Regions from separate parts of the Homo sapiens genome. Here region 1 is linked to region 2. The links are chromatin loops, found by intact Hi-C in ENCODE. Cell type or tissue: heart left ventricle. All regions are shown on one strand. Links, peaks and the distances in the headings refer to the core of each region. The heading gives the core; the rest is flanking DNA. Region 1 overlaps ATP11A (ATPase phospholipid transporting 11A). Region 2 has its middle 6.0 kb from the start of ATP11AUN.

Evidence for each region. Hi-C counts contacts between places; a loop is a spot of excess contacts. Peaks named below come from ENCODE experiments on the same cell type or tissue, not always from the same donor. Only the 100,000 strongest peaks of a DNase experiment are listed, where the experiment ranks them.
Region 1: a loop joins it to region 2, with 1.8 times the contacts of the local background. A loop is called at or near these places in 1 of 110 quality-filtered maps.

Annotation. Positions count from the first base shown.
Region 1 is chr13:112,742,942-112,753,476 of GRCh38, reverse strand. All of the region lies in intron 1 of ATP11A (ATPase phospholipid transporting 11A), which reads right to left. ATP11A-AS1 (ATP11A antisense RNA 1) reads left to right here. Exons shown (of 2, transcript NR_046661.1): 2 at 6,037-8,028. Among named protein-coding and RNA genes, the nearest start is that of ATP11A-AS1, 6.5 kb to the left of the region's middle. RefSeq lists enhancers at 5,599-6,098, 6,743-7,264. In heart left ventricle, for the core only: no CTCF peak of the experiment used is centred there; a DNase peak (open chromatin) is centred at 4,276; H3K27ac peaks cover 252 bases.
Region 2 is chr13:112,635,741-112,646,275 of GRCh38, reverse strand. No RefSeq gene overlaps it. Among named protein-coding and RNA genes, the nearest start is that of ATP11AUN, 6.0 kb to the left of the region's middle. RefSeq lists a silencer at 3,434-3,617 and an enhancer at 8,724-9,393. In heart left ventricle, for the core only: CTCF peaks have their summits at 5,129 and 5,332 (motif pointing left); a DNase peak (open chromatin) is centred at 5,355; H3K27me3 peaks cover 2,201 bases.

The DNA of each region.
Region 1 (10,535 bases), core at 2,010-7,009, 110 kb before region 2:
GAAGCTGGCAAGCCGGGCAGCGCAGGCTGCTGGCGAGGTAGGTGGAGAACAGGCATCCTCCTACGGCACTGACAGAGCAAACCGCAAACGTACCCCCCTTCTCAGAAATCTCCCTTCTCCAAAGCGATCCCAAAGCTGTCCTCGCAGAAATATAGCTGATGTACTCACAAGGCATCTGCAGCACTATTTATAAAAGCAGAAGATTGGAGCCCAGCTGTCCATGATGTGGGGCGGCCAGGGGCGGGGGAGGTTGAGTCCACAGGGGAACATCACGCAGCTGTGCAGACACATGCACGCCATCCACATAACACGCAGGTACAAAGGGACGGAGGGACAGAGAGAAAAAAGTCTGGGCCGGGGTAACTGTAAGCCACCGTATATGTCATTGGGAACACTGACTCATTTACCCTGGGCCTGATGTCACTGACTTCTACCTCCTGCCCCAAGACTTAGAGTGAAAGATGAAAAGATGACCTGTTAACTCACCTGTGGGCAGGATGTGTAGACCATGTAGCATATGTGATTGAATACACAGCCAGTCCCTCCATTAACTCCAAAGGACACGGCTCCTTCGGCAGCTGCTGGAGGCCAGGCGGAAGCCACTCCCAGGTGGGTGCATCCTGGCTGACTTTCCTGGAAAGTCCCGATGCTACACTGACAACTACATTCTCTTTAGCAATTGTAGGATGGCCAGCAAGGACACTGTGGTTATCGGCGGTGGAAAGTAAATTCTTGGCATCCTACTGCTATTCCAGGCTATTAAACTACATTACGGTATTCTGTGTTGTAGAAATGTGTGGTTCATTCCACTGAAAGGGCAATTAAGTTTGTATGGTCAGAACAACTCTCAGTAAAATTCCTCATTAATTTTCTCACATAGAAATACACAACCCGTCAGACGGACGCGTATTCAGTGCTGAAGACGATGGCAGCAGGCTGGGGGTGGGGACAGAAAGAGGAGCCCCCGTCCCTCACAGCCCGCTCCGCACAGGGGCGCCCACCAGGCACAGGGGTACCCGCTCCACACAGGGGCGCCCGCCGGGAGGATTCTCCTGAGCTGCACTCTCCACCCCCGGGAACCCAGGAGACTTTGGGAATGGCGCTGCATGTCACTCCTGTGCTCAAACAGGTCCTCGCAGGAGGCCTTCCTGACTGCAGCACAGAAAAAGGCTGCCCTCCTCCCGGCCCCGAGCCCCACTGTCCTGCCCCATTTTCTTCTCCATGTACATCCCCACCTGACACAGCCGCCGTCACTGTTGTGACTTCTCTGCTGCCAGACGTCCCCCACCTTGAAACGAGGCAGGCCATTTATGACATAATCAGACACAGGGTTTACAGTGAGAGGCCCTAAGAAAGGAAACATCCTAATTTCCTAACAAATGAATGACCAATACTAGACCAATTCCTGAAAGGCTTATACCTGTGGAAAGGGGGAAGGGGTCCCTTAAAAGCATGGGGCACTCCAGGGCTCAGGAAAAGATGAACGACTTAGCCACATCGTTATTTACAAAGATGCAATGACATATATATTTGTGTATTTACACACACGCATGTGTGTATGTGTATACCATAATGTCAAAAGACAAATGAAAAACTGGGAGGCCAGTCACAGTGGCTGATGCCTGTAGTCCCAGCACTCTGAGGCGGGAGAATCACTGGAACCAGGCTGCAGTGACGCGGGATCACAGCACTGCACTCCAGCCTGGGTGACAGAGTAAGACCCTGTCTCAAAAAAAGGGGGGGGGGATTATCTGCAGTATGCATATCAGTCAAAGGGCCAATGTCTGTTTTTTTTTTTGTTTTGTTTTGTTTTGTTTTTGAGATGGAGCCTCACTGTCGCCCAGGCTGAAGTGCACTGGTGCGATCTCGGCTCACTGCAACCTCCACCTTCCGGGTTCAAGTGATTCTCATGCCTCAGCCTCCCTAGTAGCTGGGATTACAGGTGCGCGTCACCACATCCGGCTAATTTTTGTATTTTTAATAGAGATGGGGTTTCACCATGTTGGCCAGGCTGGTCTCAAATTGCTGGCCTCAAACAATCCACCCAACTCAGCCTCCCAAAGTGCTGGGTTTACAGGCATCAGCCACACTGTACCTGGCAAGGGCTAATTTATTTAATATAAAAAGAGCTCTCACAAATCAAGAGAAAAAAATGAACAGCCCAATAAACAAATGGCAGGGTGTATTCGCAGGCTGTTCATGGAAGAAAAACGTACGGTGGCAATTTAGCAGTAAACAAACAATACCAAGACACATGCCTTTCGACACAGTAGCTCCACCTCTACAAACATCCATGGAAGGACACGAAGACGCGCTTACACCGGTGTTCATCTTGCTGGAAAGGAACAGCCCTGCTCACAACAGTGAGAAAAGGGCGGTCCCACAGGGAGCAGAGAGACCCTGCGGCCCCACCGCCAAGGTTCAGCTCCTCCACAGTGGGCAGCCGTCTACGTGTTATGCCTCAATTCCCATCTCTAAAGTGGGAATAATAATGCTATTGTACCTCATGATGACATTACACCGATGAAGTTAGAATGGCACAGAATTAATTGCTCTATAAATGTTTGATGAAGGAGAGGATAATGATAAATAAAAATATCATGATGACGGTAATTATCATAACAATTCTACTTGTTATAAAAAGGCAGGGGGAAGCTACGTGACCCAGAAGAGGTCAGAAGTCATCTCTCCCAAACAGGCAGCTTCCACTTCCAACCTTCCCCGAACTCAAAGGAGGCTTTGTTATTCTCCCAAACGAAAACCTAGTGCAGTAAACACTAGTGAGCAAAGTGGACTGAAAGACTGAGAAATTCACGAGAGGCTGAAGGGGGATTCAACCCCGCGTCCTTCAGCAGGCGTGTCCCCACGTGGGAGGATGGAGACTCTCCTTCCCTAAGACAGAAATTCACGAGAGGCTGAAGGGGATTCAAACCCGCATCCTTCAGCAGGCGTGTCCCCACGTGGGAGGATGGAGACTCTCCTTCCCTAAGACAGAAATTCACGAGAGGCTGAAGAGGGATTCAACCCCGCGTCCTTCAGCAGGCGTGTCCCCACGTGGGAGGATGGAGACTCTCCTTCCCTAAGACAGAAATTCACGAGAGGCTGAAGGGGATTCAAACCCGCATCCTTCAGCAGGCGTGTCCCCACGTGGGAGGATGGAGACTCTCCTTCCCTAAGACAGAAATTCACGAGAGGCTGAAGGGGACTCAACCCCGCATCCTTCAGCAGGCGTGTCCCCACGTGGGAGGATGGAGACTCTCCTTCCCTAAGACAGAAATTCACGAGAGGCTGAAGGGGACTCAACCCCGCATCCTTCAGCAGGCGTGTCCCCACGTGGGAGGATGGAGACTCTCCTTCCCTAAGACAGAAATTCACGAGAGGCTGAAGGGGACTCAACCCCGCATCCTTCAGCAGGCGTGTCCCCACGTGGGAGGATGGAGACTCTCCTTCCCTAAGACAGAAATTCACGAGAGGCTGAAGGGGGATTCAACCCCGCTTCCTTCAGCAGGCATGTCCCCACGTGGGAGGATGGAGACTCTCCTTCCCTAAGACAGAAATTCACGAGAGGCTGAAGGGGGATTCAACCCCGCGTCCTTCAGCAGGCGTGTCCCCACATGGGAGGATGGAGACTCTCCTTCCCTAAGACAGAAATTCACGAGAGGCTGAAGGGGATTCAACCCCGCATCCTTCAGCAGGCGTGTCCCCACGTGGGAGGATGGAGATTCTCCTTCCCTAAGACAGAAATTCACGAGAGGCTGAAGGGGATTCAACCCCGCATCCTTCAGCAGACGTGTCCCCACGTGGGAGGATGGAGACTCTCCTTCCCTTTCTCTTCCTAACACAGTATCCACATTCCTAGGAATCAACGTTCCCAGCTTTTCTCTGATTAATATCTAGGTTCAGTACTTTCCCCAAAGCATATCTGTGTCTTCTCTTCTTTTCTGAGTTCTGTAAATCTCCTTTGCTTATTTTTATCTGTAAGACTTTTAATACTCAACAAGTTGCAACTTTTAGTAAAAAATTCCTTAAGCCTTTGACCAATGCTGGGAATATTTTTGAGAATGTAGTTAATTCAGGAAAGTCATTCAATAGTGAAAGACTTTTAAAATAAAAGTTAGAATGCTACGAAATGAAAGTTTCCCTTATTCTTTTAAGCGTGGCAGAAGTTCTTAATTTCTATTAAGAAATAGAAGGCTGGGACCAGGGATGACACATTCCAGCTCTCTCCACTTGGCTGCTGCTTGAGTTGGGCACAGAGCCTGGCGGCTTAGGGAGCTAGACCGGCTGCACTGTGCGGAGATGGAGGCGCATCCATGGCCCACGGCATCCACCAGAGCAGACAGCCTCATGCTGTGGCACGCCAGGGAGGCCGCTGGGGACGCTGCAGCCACCTGCCCTGGGGCCCCAGCAGAGCTGGGCTCTGTAGGTCACTCCAGCTGTGGGCACCCTGACGCCCAGCCCACCCGTGACCCAGTGCATGGCTCAAATGGCAACATTCTGTGTGTGCTCCGTGATGTGGAAGAGGTGAGGCACATAGCCGCAAAGGGCGGCAGTGGCTGTCTTTAACAAACGCGAGTGTTAAGGACACTGGCATGACCTCGAAGCTCCTCCAGTAGTTAGATCCGACCACATACTGAAATTTTAATGGGAAACTGTTGAAGATATTGATCTACAAGCACCATTTTCTGCTTGATAATATGGTTTTAAAACATTTTTTACATTATCTCTGTAGCTGGCTAGCAAAAACACAATTGCTTATTTCGGATTAACAGGAAGAAGCATAAATGACTATAATGTAAAAATTGCATTCAGGCCGGGCGTGGTGGCTCACGCTTGTAATCCCAGCACTTTTGGAGGCCTCGGCGAATGGATCGCATGAGTCCAGGAGTCTGAGACCAGCCTGGGTGACAGAGCAGAACCCTGTCTCTACAAAGAATACAAAAATTGGCTGGGTGTGGGAGCGCATACCTACAGTCTCAGCTACTCTGGAGGCTGAGATGGGAGGATTGCTTGAGCCCAGGAGGCGGAGGCTGCAGTAAGCTGAGATCATGCTATTGCTCTCCAGCCTGCACAACAGAGCAAGATCCCATCTCAATAAAAAGAAATGAAAGAAATGCATTTATATTTATGATTGTTTCTCAGAATAAATATATCTACTACATGATCGCCAAAGTTAGAAGGTAATGAAGACCCATCTTAGTTTGAGAGTCCCACAAATGCCTTCTAGCTTCTGTCTATAAATACAGGTTGAGTAGCCCTTATCCAAAATGCTTGGGACCAGATGTGCTTTGGATTTTGGGACATTTGCATATGCATCATGAGATACCTTGTGATGAGACCCAAATCTAAACACAAAATTCATTTGTGTTTCACACACACCTCATACACACAGCCTGATGGTAATTTTATACAATATTTTAAATAATTTTATGCATGAAAGTTTGTGTCAACAGCTTATGAATGGAATTTTCCACTTGTGGCATCATGCTGGTGCTTGAAAAGTTTCAGATTTTTGGGCATTTTGGATTTGGGATTTTGGAATGAGGGATGCTCAAATTCATCCCATCCCTTCAATTTTGCCTTACCCTTTCTTTCTGCATACAATCCTGTGTTCCTTCGTTTTGTTTTGTTTTTTTTTTGAGATGGAGTCTTACACTCTGTCCGTCCGAATGGAGTGCAATGGCGTGATCTCTGAACACTGCAACCACCGCCTCCCAGGTTCAAGCAATTCTCCTGCCTCAGCCTCCCGAGTAGCTGGGATTACAGGCGTGCACCACAATGCCTGGCTAATTTTTGTACTTTTAGTAGAGATGGGGTTTCCCCATGTTGGCCAGGCCGGTCTCGAACTCCTGACCTCAAGTGATCCGCCGGCCTTGGCCTCCCAAAGTGCAGGGATTACAAGCATGAGCCACCATACCAGGCCCTGTGTTACTTTTTGTAATTTGCTAAAAAGCTACAGTAGGGCTATTGAATGTGCACATAATGCACTCTCTGTTTCTTTGAAACACTGCCAAAAACACTATTTTGCCTTTGCAGTTTCTTGGCACGCTGGCTGAAGACATGTTGCCCACAAGCTGAGGGAGGTCCTTACCCGTGGACGCCAAGCTCCGGGAGGCTGCAGTGGCGGCAGCTGAGTCTGCAGGTGGAGAGGTGCAGGGACTGTTTTGCCTCCACCTCCTTCAATACCTACTTTTCTTTCCAGCAACAGTCCCTTCCCTTACGCTCCCGAATCCACCCTGGCCCTGAGGCTGCACCTGAGTACCACATCCTGACCCCACTTGTTTGCAAGACGTCTGCATGTCCACAAGTGCAGCGTTCATCTCATCTCAACAAGCGATCCCTCCGGAGCAGACGGGTGATCCCTACCACCTTCTGAACACTCCTACTCATCATCTCGGTAACACCCTCTACCTGTTCCATACCTAGGCCAGAGGTTTTCACCCCGGCCACACGTCAGTACCACTTAGGAAGTTAAAAAAAAAAAAACTATGCCAATGCAAGCCAATGACAGAAAAAAATCAATTACCCGATTTTAAAATAGGCAAAGAACCTCAATAGACATTTGTAGCAAGAAGGTCTAATAAGGAGATGAAAAGTGCTCAAATTAAAACCACAATGAGGCCAGGCACAGCAGCTCACAGCTGTAATCCCAGCACTTAGGGAGGTCAACGTAGGAGGATCACTTGAGTTCAATACCAGCCTGAGCAACCTAATGAGACCCTCCCTCTCCAAAAAAAGTTGTCTTTTTTTTTTTTTTTTTTTAATTAGCCAGGCATGGTGGTGCACGCCTGTGATCCCAGCTACTGGGGAGACTGAGGTGGGAGGATCGCTTGAGCCCAGGAGGTCGAAGCTGCAGTGAGGTATGGTTGTGCCACTGCACTCCAGCCTGGGTAAGAGAGCGAGGTGCTGTCTCTAAAAAACAACAACAAAACCCCACAATGAGATACTACCTACACGGAGCAGGATGGCTGCTACCAAAACACTAGACAGTGCCAAGTGCCGGTGAGGACGTGGGGAACCAGAGCCCCAGTTACCCGGGGAGGACGCGGGGAGCCGGAACCCCAGTTACCCGGTGAGGACGTGGGGAACCGGAACCCCAGTTACCCGGGGAGGACGTGGGGAGCCGGAACCCCAGTTACCCGGTGAGGACGTGGGGAACCGGAGCCCTGTGCACTGTTGGTGCAAGTGTGAAACGACACGGCTGCTATGGAGACAGCACGGAGGTTCCTCAGAGAATTAAACATAGGTATGACCCAGCACAGGATCCAGCAGTGCCACCTCTGGGCGCGCATCCAAAAGACACGAACTCAGTACGTGGAGGAGACGTCAGCACACGATCACCGCCGCCAGCATTCACAGCGGCCTACGGCAGACGCCCAAGAGTCCATCACAGGTGAACGGACAAGAAAAACGTGGTGTATACACACAACAGAACGTGATTCCGCCACAAAACGACACAGGATGAGTCCACTGAAATGACGTATCTAAAGTGGTCAAAATCACAGACAGAGAAAGCAGAACGGTGGTCACCAGGGCCTGGGGGAGGGGAGGTGGGGACACCTAGTTTAACGGCCCAGAGGCTGAGTTTTGCAAGACGGAGAATTTCTGGAGTTCCGCTGCACGACAATGTGGAGGTGCTCAATACTGCTGAACTGTACACTTAACATGGCTATGATGGTCAGTTCCATGCATGCTTTTTTTACAATTCAAAACTTTAGAAAATTATTTAAAACATAACAATACCAAGCCTGGGTCCTGCCTCTCACCGCTCCTAATCTTTTTGTTTTATGCTTCTCGATGATCCTTTTGTTTTTTTGGCTTTCCTCACTCATTCTCATATGATTCTAATATATAGCTGTGAGGAGGAACACCTACAAATTATAAACTAAAATTTGAAACTGTCTCTGATTAGGGGATGTATATTTATTGTGCATCCTTTTATTCTCTTCATACTAGGGTACACAGTAAGAGCTTAGTACTCACTAAACATTCACATTATTACCAACTGAATAAAAGAATGAATGATTATTTATTTGGGTGGTACTAATACTCTAAACATACTTTAAAACACTGGGATAAAATTTTAAATAGCTACATTCTAATTCTGATTATGGGCTGGGGCGGTGGCTCACGCCTGTAATCCCCACACTTTGGGAGGCCCAGGTGGGTGAATCACCTGAGGTCAGGAGTTCAAGACCAGCCTGGCCAACATGGTGAAACCCTGTCTCTACTAAAAATACAAAAATTAGCCAGGCGTGGTAGCGGGCGCCTGTAGTCTCAGCTACTTGGGAGGCTGAGGCAGGAGAATTGCTTGAACCCAGGAAGCGGAGATTGCAGTGAGCCGAGATGGCACCACTGCACTCCAGCCTCAGCAACAGAGTAAGACTCCGTCTCAAATAATAGTAATAGTTATTATTATTATGCTACTAACTTATCTCGAAACTAGTAAGTCTTAGCTATCCAGTGCCCAATTACCCCATCAGTAAAATCCTCACATTTTCTGATGAATCACTGTGTGCCACGTACTATTTTAAGACTCCCAGATGTATGATCACATTTAAAACTCACCATTGTTTGAAAGGGACATCCCTGTTATTTTCATTTCCCAGTTGAAGAAATTGAGGCTGGAGAGCTCACATATCTTACATGAAGTAGGGAAGGAATTTGAACTGGAGTTGGCTAACCACAACGTTTTAACTTGGGACACACTTGGAACACTGTTCAGAGCACTCTGTGCTTTACACACCAGCCGGGTGACTAAGAGTCGACCAGGAGGGAAGGTGTGGAGGATGCACTTTCCTGGCAAAAGCAAAACACCTCCACAGCACCGAGCCGAGAGCTGACTGCAGGCCAACGAGCCCGAGAAGTGCAGCGGCTCACCCGTGAGGGCAGGTGGTGAGCAGAGGGCCGGGGAGGGAGGCACCAGCAGCTAACAATCAGCTTTCACGTGAGAAGCTGCCAGGGAGAGTCACCAAATGTGAAGATTAGGCTCCCCATGTCTGAGATTCACTGGACAGAAATAAGCATCCCTGAAATCGCCACTCAGAGAAATCCATCAACACACATCAACATACAGAACACTGCACTCCATCACACCCTCCCAGACCATCCGAAGCCGGGTGCCGGGAGGAAAGAAAAATCCATCAACACACATCAATATACAGAACACCATACTCCATCACACCCTCCCAGACCGTCCCAAGCCGGGTGCCGGGAGGACAGAGAAATCCGTCAACACACATCAACATACAGAACACTGCACTCCATCACACCCTCCCAGACCGTCCCAAACCGGGTGCTGGGAGGACAGCGACATTCTCCTGCCTTCTTGTTTTAACTTTCTTGACCACTGACAAATGCGTGAAGAGGAAGCCTTCCTTACGTGAAAGAGGCAAGTGGCCCACTCACCGCAGCTGGACACGCAGCTCAGCCGTCATAGTATGATGACTAAAATGACCACGTCCATACCAGCAGGAAATATTCTAACCTGAAAACTGGCTTAACCTGTAACTTGCACTGTTGGTTCAATCAAAACCAAATACTTTACAAATGCACAACTCCCCTTTTTCCTTCAGACCTGGTTAAAGTTCTTAGCAAACTCCCCAAATTCAAAATGAAGCCTCTGGATGGTGGATGGGCCTATACTAAACTCCAGGGAAGGACACCCTGAGACCACAGGAAATAAACAACCAATCCTCTTTTCCTGAAGCTGTATAGGTTACCTTAAGCTTACTGTGTTACATTCCTGAGCTCAAAGGAACCTACATCTGCCTAAGCCGTCAACTCTAGCAGGAACCTACAACACCTGCCTATGCTGTCAGTGCTAGCAGGAACCTGCAACATCGCACAGGTTATCACACTCTAGCAGGAACCTACAACACCTGCCTATGCCGTCAGTGCTAGCAGGAACCTACAGCATCTACACAGGTCATCACACTGTAGCAGGAACCTACAACACCTGCCTATGCCGTCAACGCTAGCAGGAACCTACAACATCTGCACAGGTTATCACACACTGTAGCAGGAACCTACAACACCTGCCTATGCCATCAGTGCTAGCAGGAACCTGCAGGAACATACAACACCTGCCTATGCCGTCAGTGCTAGCAGGAACCTACAACATCTGCACAGATCATCACACTGTAGCAGGAACCTGCAACATCTGCCCAATAACCACACCCTTAAAAACCTCCCTCAGCCCATTCTATTTTCCAGCAATGCTATTGAATACAGCCATATTTTTTTCACGATGGTGAAAATACACGTTTCCCACCCATGTGGCAGACATCTCACAAAATACATGTGTTCATCACAGGGAGTAAGCAGATCAAGGATGAGGGCACTGGAGCAACTGTCTGCCAGTCTGAATCTTCCCCAGAGAAGCCACAGCAGGCTAACGACTTCGCCTCTCCATAGAACCCTCTGCACAGGTGAGGTCTGCTGGCACATGTGCTGTCATACACTGTGCTACTGATGCTTAGAAACCTAACTAGATTCACAGGGTGAGTTCTGTATCAGACATCTAGGAAATTCTT
Region 2 (10,535 bases), core at 3,017-8,016:
TATTTTGCTGAATTATTGAGTGAATTCGCCTCTTCCCTGGCCAGCATCTCCTTAGCAGGGAAAAGGGGGAGGTCTGGGATGAGGAATGATCGGGTTGTCTGATCAGGGGTGTCTGTTACCAGCAGTGCTTAGAAACAGACAGTTATGCCTTCCCATGTCTACATGGTCGCCTTGAGCACAATTGCTCAGAAAAGTGACATCAAAATGCCCACCGTTCCTTCAAAACCTGCAGATCAAAGCAGTTTTCTCAAATTCTCTTCTTGCATTCTGAGATATGATTTCTACCTGCTGAGTAGCTGGTCCGACGCCTTCACCATTTTAGATGTTTCCTCCTGAGCTGAGACACTGTCCTGCTTTAAAACCTTCTTGGAAAGGACACCCTGGCCAGTCACTGACGCCTCCTGAGTTCATGTCCTAGGACTGCCGTAACAAAGTGTCACACACTGCATAGTATACACAACAGAAGTGCGTTCTCTCACCGTTCTGGGGACCGAATGCCCAAGGTCAAAGTGTAGGCAGAAACATGCCCCCTTGGCAGGCTCTGGGGAAGACCCTTCACCCCTCTCCCAGCCCCTGCTGGCTGCCAGCCATCCTTGCCATCCTCGCCATCCTCGCCGTCCTCACCGTCCTCGCCGTCCTCGCCATCCTCGGTGTCCTCGCCGTCCTCGCCGTCCTCGCCGTCCTCGCCATCCTCGCCGTCCTCGCCATGCTCACCGTCCTCTGTGTCCTCGCCATCCTCGCCGTCCTCGCCGTCCTCACCGTCCTCGCCATCCTCGCCATCCTCAGTGTCCTCGCCATCCTCGCCATCCTCGCCGTCCTCGCCGTCCTCGCCGTCCTCGGTGTCCTCGCCGTCCTCGGTGTCCTCGCCATCCTCACCATCCTCACTGTCCTCGCCATCCTCGCCATCCTCGGTGTCCTCTGGTTGGTGGACACATCGCTCCAGCCTCTGCCTTGAACGTCACTTGCTGGTCTCCCGTGTGTGTGTGTGTGTGTGTGTGTGTGTGTGTGTGTGTGTGTGTGTGTCTGTGTTCAGATTTCCTTCTTCTTTTTTTTTTGATATGGACTCTCGCTCTGTCACCCAGGCTGGAATGCGGTGGCACCATCTCAGCTCACTGCAACCTCCGCTTCCTGGGTTTAAGCCATTCTTGTGCCTCAGCCTCCTCAGTAGCTGGGATCACAGGCGCCTGCCACCACACCAGGCTAAGTTTTGTATTTTTAGTAGAGATGGGGTTTCACCATGTTGGCCAGGCTGGTCTCGAACTCCTTAACTCAGGTGATCCACCTGCCTTGGCCTCCCAAAGTGCTGGGATTACAGGCACTGCACCCGGCCCAATTTCCTTCCTTTAAGGACACTCACTGGTGGTTGCATCCAAGCTCACCCTACTTCAGTGTGACCTCACCTTAACTTGATTCCACCCACAAAGACCCTATTTCCTTTTTTTTTTTTTTTTGAGACGGAGTCTTACTCTGTCACCAGGCTGGAGTGCAGTGGCGTGATCTCGGCTCACTGCAACCTCTGCCTCCCAGGTTCAAGTGATTCTCCTGCCTCAGCCTCCCGAGTAGCTGGGACTACAGGTGCAGGTCACCACACCCAGCTAATTTTTGTGTTTTTAGTAAAGATGGGGTTTCACCATGTTGGCCAGGATGGTCTCCATCTCTTGACCTCGTGATCCACCTGCATTGGCCTCCCAAAGTTCTGGGATTACAGATGTGAGCCGCTGCACCTGGCCCACAAAGACCCTATTTCCAAATAAAGTCACATTCACAGCTTCTAGTGGACATGACCTTTTTGGGGGCCACTGACACCGCCATCTTTCCAGCCTGAAGCCAGAGGACAGGGATGGGATCCTGGGGGTACGAGGTGGGCTCAGGGCTCTGGCACAGCTCAGGGAGGAAAAGCTGATGCATACTCAGGGCTGTGGCCTCAGGCAGTGAGGGCCTAGGACCTGGGAGACTCCGGGAGCAGGGCAGGGAAGCCGGGAGAGAAACTCCATCCAATGGGCATCTGTTGCAGGTGCGTTCCTGGCTGCCTGCCCGTCTCACTCTGGCTCTACACAGGAAGCTGGCAAACTCCGGACACTCTGGAGTCAACTAACATCTGAGTCAGGGTCAGATGCAGCAGCCACCACTCCAGGGAGACTGGTGGATGGTCAGGCAATGGGGAGGCCGCACTTGCTTGACGTCCAACTGGGCACTTCATTTCACAGCCTAACAGGGTTCCATTTTGCTAATTTTAAGTAGGATCACTTATTTTAAAATAGAGACAGTGTTTATATTTTAGCCCCATGTCAGACTGTAGTGTGTTAATGAAAGGCAAATTCCAAAGTCCAATCCAGGGAGGGCACAGTAACATTTAAATAATTTACTAAAGTTTCTTGTGAACAGGTGAATGTCTGTATGCAGTTCTCATAGAAGATGTATTGAGGAGGCATGAACATACTTTTGTTAAAATCCAATCAAATTTAAAGAGTAAATTATTTTTCTAGGTCAGGTATGGTGGCTCACGCCACCAACAGTTTGGGAGGCTGAGGTGGGTGGATCACCTGAGGTCAGGAGTTCGAGACCAGCCTGGCCAACATGGTGAAACCTATCTCTACTAAAAACACAAAAAATTAGCTGAGCCTGGTGGCGGACACCTGTAATCCCAGCTACTCAGGAGACTGAGGCAGCAGAATTGCTTGAACCCGGGAGGCAGAGGTTGCAGTGAGCCAAGATGGCACCACTGCACTCCAGTCTGGGCAAGAGAGTGCGACTATGTCTCAAATAAAATAAAATAAAATAAAATAAAATAAAATAAAGAGGCAATAGAGACAGAAAAACAAAATACAATGCATGAACTTTGACTGGTTCTGTAATACAAGGCATGTGGGGACAACGGGGACATTCTGAATTTGGACACGATAGGAGATGGTATTAAGGAATCGTTACTGACTTTCTTAGGTGTGAGAATGGTACTTTGACTGTGCAGGAGAACATCCTTGTTTTTCAGAGACATGTTGAGGTTGCCGAGGGTGAACTACATGAGGTCTCATGAAGTGGCCCGGCAAAAAAATAAAAAAATAGATAAATAAAAATAAACATAAATAGTTAGGTGTGGGCAATGGGTTATTTTTCTCCAAACTTCCTCTAACGCTGAGATTGCTCATGATGAAACATGAAAACAGAGAGTCTGACAAAGAAAACTATTAGCAGATGACTTCTTGGTACAGATGTTTCAGTAAAAGCCCAGCCTTTCCGAGTCATCTGTTGGTGGGTCTGGGAGTGCTGGACATGCCACCTACCTGGTGCTCAGAAGGGCCCTGATGTGGGCATCGGAATCACGGATGCCCGCTGCTGTTCAGTGACAGCACTCAGGCACACAGGGACCATCCCTGACTTTCCTACCCATTTGTAATCCTTCTCCCTAATCTGGCATCTTACTTGTAAAGTGAAATCCACACGACTCTGGTTGCTCTTGGGCAGAGTTGTTTGTTGGTTTGGAGATGTTGCTGGAGCAGCCATGGGAGGCCAATGCCTCAGCCTTCCTGATAGGAAGGCTGCCTGGCCTAAAGTTCATTTGAAATACATGAAAGCAAGATGGGTTGGTGGACAGAGCATTGGACCTGGGGGCAGATGTGATAAAATGTCCATTGCTAGCATGTAGGAGTGGGTGGCGGGCAGGCGGCGGGTGGGCAGGTGCTCACTGAGCCATTCTGGCAGCTTTTCCATGTTTAAATTTTTCCTTAACAAAATATTGGGGGAAATATTAAGTGACAGAAGTGAGATTTGAACCAAGGCTCCAGGATCTGGGTTCTTGGCCACGGTGCTCCGACGCCTCTCAGGCAGGGATGGGTTTGATGGAATTCATGCAGCAAAGGCATCACAGGCCTTTGTGCAAACTGAAAAGTGTATGGCCAGCCCTCCTCTCCAAGATGGGACTCAGAGGCAGGAAGTGCTTGCCCAAGGTCCAGGGGAAGGTTAGGGCCCCACCCCGCCTTCCCATTGCAGGGCACATGCACCGCTTAGGGCTGCCTTGACACCTCACGGAAACGCCGAGCAAGGCACGGGGATGCTGTTCACCTCCTGCGTATGTGGGCCCCAGGACAGCCCCTCTGGTCATCAGTGGGCCTCTAAGCACGGGGGTGCCTTTTCTTCCAGCGCCCGATGGGCTGGCCTGCTTTTACTCCCGTGTAGACGCCGTCCTCCTCCTTGCATTGTGTTGCCTGCTCCTCTTTGAACACGTGCGGTTTATCGAGCAGCACAGGAAACGTTTACCCTTGAGATTAAACATCTTCTGGCTTCACTTCTATTTTTAATGCCTCGGATTCATATAGCACTTCCCTTTGATGAGGTCAGCCCTTCACAGACATTGTCTAATGAATCCTCCTGGACTGGGGGCGTGATGGGCATCGTGAACCGAAGGCCATGGATGAAAAACAACAACCTCAAAGGAGTTGTGTGCAATTGCTGTGTAGACGAAGGGATCAGAGAGCGGTCATCGTGCCTGAAATAGAATCTTTATCTTCCAATTCCTCTTTCAGGGGCCTGGGAAACGGACACCTGCAGCGAGGACCAGGGTGTGGTGTGGAAGCAGGAATGACGGCATCTCAGCACTGGAAGCAGACTTGGAGACTGGCTGCTGCCTCCGCATCTGACCCACAGGGAAGGTGATAAAGCTGGGCTGTGCCCAGGGTCACGAGGCTTATTAGCACAAATCTCCAGCCAGGGCCTGGGCTGCGTAGCCTCAGAAACTCCACATTTCAACGGTCGATATTTCATTTTCTAGGAACTGATTTTATTTTATGTTATTTATTTTTTAACAGAGTCTTGCTCTGTTGCCCAGGTTGGAGTGCAGTGGTGCAATCTTGGCTCACTGCAACCACCACATCCCGGGTTTAAGCAATTCTCCTGCCTCAGCCTCCTGAGTAGCTGGGATTATAGGCATGCGCCACCATGCCCGGCTAATTTTTGTATTTTTAGTAGAGACGGGGTTTCATTCACCATGTTGCCCAGGCTGGTCTTGAATTCCTGACCTCCGGTGATCTGCTTGCCTCAGGTTCCCAAAGTGTTGGGATTATAGGCGTGAGCCATCATGCCCAGCCATGAAGTAATTTTAAATTACACACCTCATTCCCTGCTCAGGCCATACAAGCCATACAAGCCTTTCTTCACCCACAGCAATTCTGTCTTTCAAGGAAATTAACTTGTAAGATTTACCTCAAGCCTAGAGGCCTAGAAAAGTCTGTAAACTGGCATCCCTTTTAGGGGGACATTGGCACAGGCAGCTCAAGCTCTGGGGGCTCAGAACAAGCTGAGCCAAAGGACCCCGCCATGCGGGCCAGATCCCAAGAGCGCCACCTGGGGGCAGAGTGCACGGCCGTGCAGGTCCGGAACTGCCGACTGGGTGGGCGGCACCTGCGTTTCCCATCGCGCTGTGCCCAGGCCCGCGAACACCCAAGGGAGAAACCCGCAATTCCAGTTGTTCCCAGGGTCCCTCAGCCTCTTTGGGACTTCAGGGAGCCAGGCAAAGAGGTCAGCTGTTGAGTTTTTCTAGAAATTCCCTCAATGCTGTGGCTGGGTCTCCCTGAACATACAGCAAAGTTGACCACGCCCAGACTGGGGGACTTGAAGGATGTCTCTGGGCTGCGCAATGTAAGAAATTGCTATCACAGGTGTTTATGCAAAAAAAAAAAAAAAAAAAAAAAGAAAAAAAAAAGCGCTGCCACGTGGCATTGGTACTCAGTCCTCTAAACCAATATTCCCGATAAGATGTCTCATTTCATCTTTAGATTAAAAGAAAGGACAAGAGTTCCTGAGTAAGAAACTTCCTCAGGAAGGAGGTTTTCCGCCAAGCTTTTTGTCTGTTGTTTATGTATCCATCCGTCTATTCATCCATGCATTTATTTATTTAATCTATTTATCTGTCCATCCTTATCTAACTATTTTCAGGTAAACAAACTAAATTAATAATAATCCTTGCTTCACATAGTACAGTTTCATTCATTGGCCAATACGGTGAGCTACTAGTTTTATTTTGATAATGTGGATGGAGTGTCTACAACCCAAACAGAAGCCAGGATTTTGGCTGTAACCTGCCTTAAACCACACGGCTGCACCTGATCCCATGCTCCCGCACCATCCCCTAGCTCTTCACCCCCAGCTGACCATCATCCTAAATCCCATGTCCCTGCTTCTCCACTTTCACTTTTTAAAAAATAGTTTTGCACCCATAGGTATTCCTAAAAAGTGTGTTAATATAGACGTGCTTAACTTTACTAACGTGGTATTATGCTTTCTGTAGTGGTTTTAGACTACTTTTTGCCTTACTATTGCGTTGCTGAGTTTTACCATGTTGTGTCTCACTGCAGTGCATTCATTCTGACAGCTGTGTAATCATCCACCGTGTGAACATAGTGCCAGAAACTGTGAAAGACTGAGATTTCACCACTTGTGAGCTAACACATCAGCCTGCCCATTTCAGAGATTCTGTAGGAGGCATGAGATTCCGAGGTCAGAGACAAAAGCCTGTCACTCGTGGCACAGGCAGCACAGGCATCTGCATCTTTACGGCAGTTCCTCTTGTCTTCCAGTGCCATGGGGTACTGGAAGTGGATGGGCACAGGTGGGTGCCCCCACACAGAGCAGGTGCATTACAGAGAGAAACCCTGAGCTCAGAAGATATAAATCTTTTATCATAGGCAGGAAACATGCTTACCCTTTGCTCCAGAGAGAAACGATCTGTATCTTTCAAGGCTGTTTGCTATACAGTCATTCTGGAAAAGACAGCTTTGGACAAAGGCAGTTAGTGCCTTGCCTGCAAGACACACAGCAATGTGAGAGACCTGTGGGGAATTCTCTCCCAATGTACATTACAGAATCTTCATGCTTTCAACGTGGAGGTACTATGGCCAACAGAATAGAGGCATCTCTAAGATGGTAACTGTACTAAGCTTTATCAATCCACTTATATCTTAAAAGGAAATTAATTTATCAGATTTTTAGCCCCTGGAGAGGCAGATGAGTTACATTTCCAGATGGGGCACTGGGAGGGGAGGACTATGCGGGTCGAGTCACAGGACGTGGCGCGAGAGGCTGCTGAGGGTGGTGACGGCATACTACACTCACCTTCCCCTCCTGGGCAACTGGACGACTGTGGCCATGTGGCTGGTGGGACAGAAGCCACTGCCTACCTACATGGCCATAGCATGGAGCAGATGCTAGTTGATCTGACGACACTTTTATGCTCTGCTGATTCAGCAAAAAAGCAAGAACAGAGGCTGAAGGGAACAGGAAAGAGGGGCCCTAGGGCTGTTGGAGCAGGGCAGGGTCTGGCACGGACACTGAGCTAAGAGACTTGGCATTTTCGAAACTCTCCCTTCTCTATAAAAATCATCCCTCCCCTTAACAGTAAACTTGAAGGAAGAGGTAGATCCACCAGGAACACCTCCTAGGCAGGGGCTGGACGTGTATATCCCTGGGGAAGTGGCTCTCAGCCCGGACTGTACCCTGTAATTACGTGGGGCGCAATAACCAAGTCCCATGCCCAGTACAAAATATGCCAGGTACTAAATAGGGGGTCATTGAATTGGTGCTTAACTGCGTTGTTGATGCTTCTACTCCAAACTGCAAAACAAAGACCCAGAGCAGAGCTTTGCAGCCGGCCTCGCCGCGTCACGTGGGAACTTGTCGGAAACACCATGGCAGGGCCACACCCCAGGTGATGGAATCGGAAACCTGAGGGTGGAGTCCCAGCCAGTTTGCTTTGAAAGCTTCCCAGGTGGGAAGCGTAGCTCCAGGGGAAAGACATGAAGACTCAGACCCTCATTTGCTATCCGTGTAGAATGTCGGCGGCCAGATCGTGCTGGGCAGGGCAGGGCAAGGGCACAGGGAAGGTCAAGGCGCACACGCGATCGTCTGTTCGACCTCATCCTCGGCGCCCTCCAAGCCTGTCCTGTGCCAGAGTCAGCTTTGACCGTTTCTCTCTTCACCACTGCAATCAAATAAAATCTTCCTGGTTCCTGCAGAACCCACTTCATTTCCAGGGCGAGACGTTTTCTGCTGTGAGGTGGCAGCTGAAGCCCCCTGCAGCAGAGGTGGCCAGTGGGGCAGGCAGGGGTGCTGCAGGACCCACCACGCACCCTCAGGTGGCCATCAGCTCAGGGATTCTGCACTATCATCCCTTCTGTGGTCGCCAGAAATATGTTACAGGACGGGGTCCCAATCCAGACCCCAAGAGGGGGTTCTTGGGTCTTGCGCGAGAAGGAATTCAGGGCGAGTTCACAGGGCAAAGTAAAAGCAAGTTTATTAAGAAAGCAAAGTGGTGAAAGTGCAGCTGCTCCATAGACAGAGGAGAACGTTCCAGAAAGTAAGAGGAGGGACGCGTCCACCCTGGGAAAATGCTGCTTCATATGGGGAGATGTGCTCTGCTACAAGGGTTTGTGATAAAGGATTAGGTTTCTTAATTACTATATTTTACAAGAATAGATATTATTCGCTTTAAAGCAAAGTTAGGAATGCCTTTGTTCTCCAGTTATGGGGATATCTGGACACTCTCAAGTCTGGGTCTGTTTAGTAAACATTGTTAATTTGTTCCCTGAACTGTAAACATCTAGAGGCTCGGAATGCCTGACTTCCTAAGAATGCAGCCCAGCAAGGCCTAGCCTCATTTTCCAGCCCTCACTCAAGATGGAGTTGCTCTGGTTCGAACGCCTGTGACAGTGGCACTGCGTGAAGGAAACCCTGGCTTTGCAAAATCTCTGAGGAATTCTTCTCGGGGGCCTGGAGGCCGCCCTGGCGGCAGCTCCTTGGATCTGTCTGCCAGCGCCAAAGTGGGAAGGAGAATGGCCTGGGTCTCCCACTCCTCCTTCCCTCCTGCCTGGCCTGTTCCGTGGGCTCCTGCGCCCACTCCTCCTCCCCGCGGCCATGGGCTCCTCCTGCGAAATCTTGCATGGCCTCGGCTGCCAGGTGGCAGAGCCGCTGCGCTTGGGCGATGAAAGCAGACGGTGGCTCTGTTGCCCTCCTCCCACCCATCTCCCATGTTTCTGCCACCTTTTTAAGGGTGATGCTGCTCGCTGGAGTAAAAACCGTCGACTGACAGAAGCACGTTGGGCTGTGGGGTGAAATAATGACACCTCGAGCCCTGCCTGTCGTGGACCCAATGGAAGCCAGGGCCTCGCCCTAGAGCAGACATGGGCCTCAGGAGGGTGGGTGTGTCTGTGGGCGGAGTTCCCACCCGAGCCCTTGTCATGCACAGCCCCAGATTTGCCTTTGGCCTCCAGGTGCCACATGGGGACAAGCTGGGAACCAGGAAAGAAATGGGATAGTGCTCGGAAAACTGGTAGCTGGCAGTGGATAGCATGACCATGTGCCTGCCTGCGTGTTACTCATACAAACCCCAGGACCCAGACAACCCCATGAGGTGCAGACAGTGAGGGTTGTCGGTGCAAAGCACAGGCAGAGCAGATCCTGGCTCCTGGGCTGCATGGTCTTGGGTGACTCCTGACGTCTCCGTGCTCCTGGCTCCTCCTCTGTAACACGGGAGTCAGTCATCGTGCACGTTCGCAGGGTCATCAAAAGAATGGCCTGTGTTGGGGCAGTGTCCTGGCCATGGTGCGCACCCGAGGGCATTGGCTGTCATCCCCATCCTCCCTGGAGGGGATGGGACCTGCAGATGAAGCCCTTGCTAGTCCTGCAGCCGGGATCGGCGGGGTCAATCTGCTCTCTGAGTTCCTCAGCTGCACCCCTTGGAGGAGAGAGCCTGGATTCTACAGCAGAGACAGGGAAGAATTGTGGTGTCTGTGGCCCCTGAATTCCTTGGGGTCCCCAGACCTGCACTCCCCCCGGACTTGTGACTCGAGGTGACCCGTTCTCCCGACTGGCCGAGCTCCCCTCATGAGGTTCTCTGTCCCTTGCAGCTGAAAGCATTCTGACGGACACAGCTGGTTTTCCCTGCACTCTAGCACAATCTTAAAATAAAAAGGGAAACCCAGTTCTTCCAATTCTGGATTGGCAACCGAGCTCATTTGCATGAGTAATTGACAAACTTTGAGCACTGGCTTGACAGAAACTGCTAGCAAGCAGCGCTGCAGAATAGAAATGGAAGCCGGCTGGTGAATGAAGACAGAAAAAGAACCCACTGGAAGGGGCAAATCATTTAGATGCTCAATTAAGGAAAACACAATATTCGATCTTTGAAAGAGATGTTGATTTTTCCATCGGAAAAACGTCAGGGGCAGAATATAATTTGGAAGCAACCATAAGCAATAGTCAGTATCAGCTATAGATCAATTCCCACTTTGAAGATGCTATTTCTTGAGCAATTTTGCAATTAAAAATGTCACTCATGTTTTATTATAATTATCTGTAATGCCTCTAGGGCTTTCTTTTGTTCTTTTGAAGATTTTCAAATTCTGAAATAACTGGGATTAGCCCAGAGTTCAGATAGCCTGAAATAACTTAAGTACCACCTAAAAACTGGTTTTGAATGTTTTCCTCTGGCAGATCGCACACGGTTCTCTCTGACTGTTTCAGATAAGCCGAGGATTGGAGTCTGAACT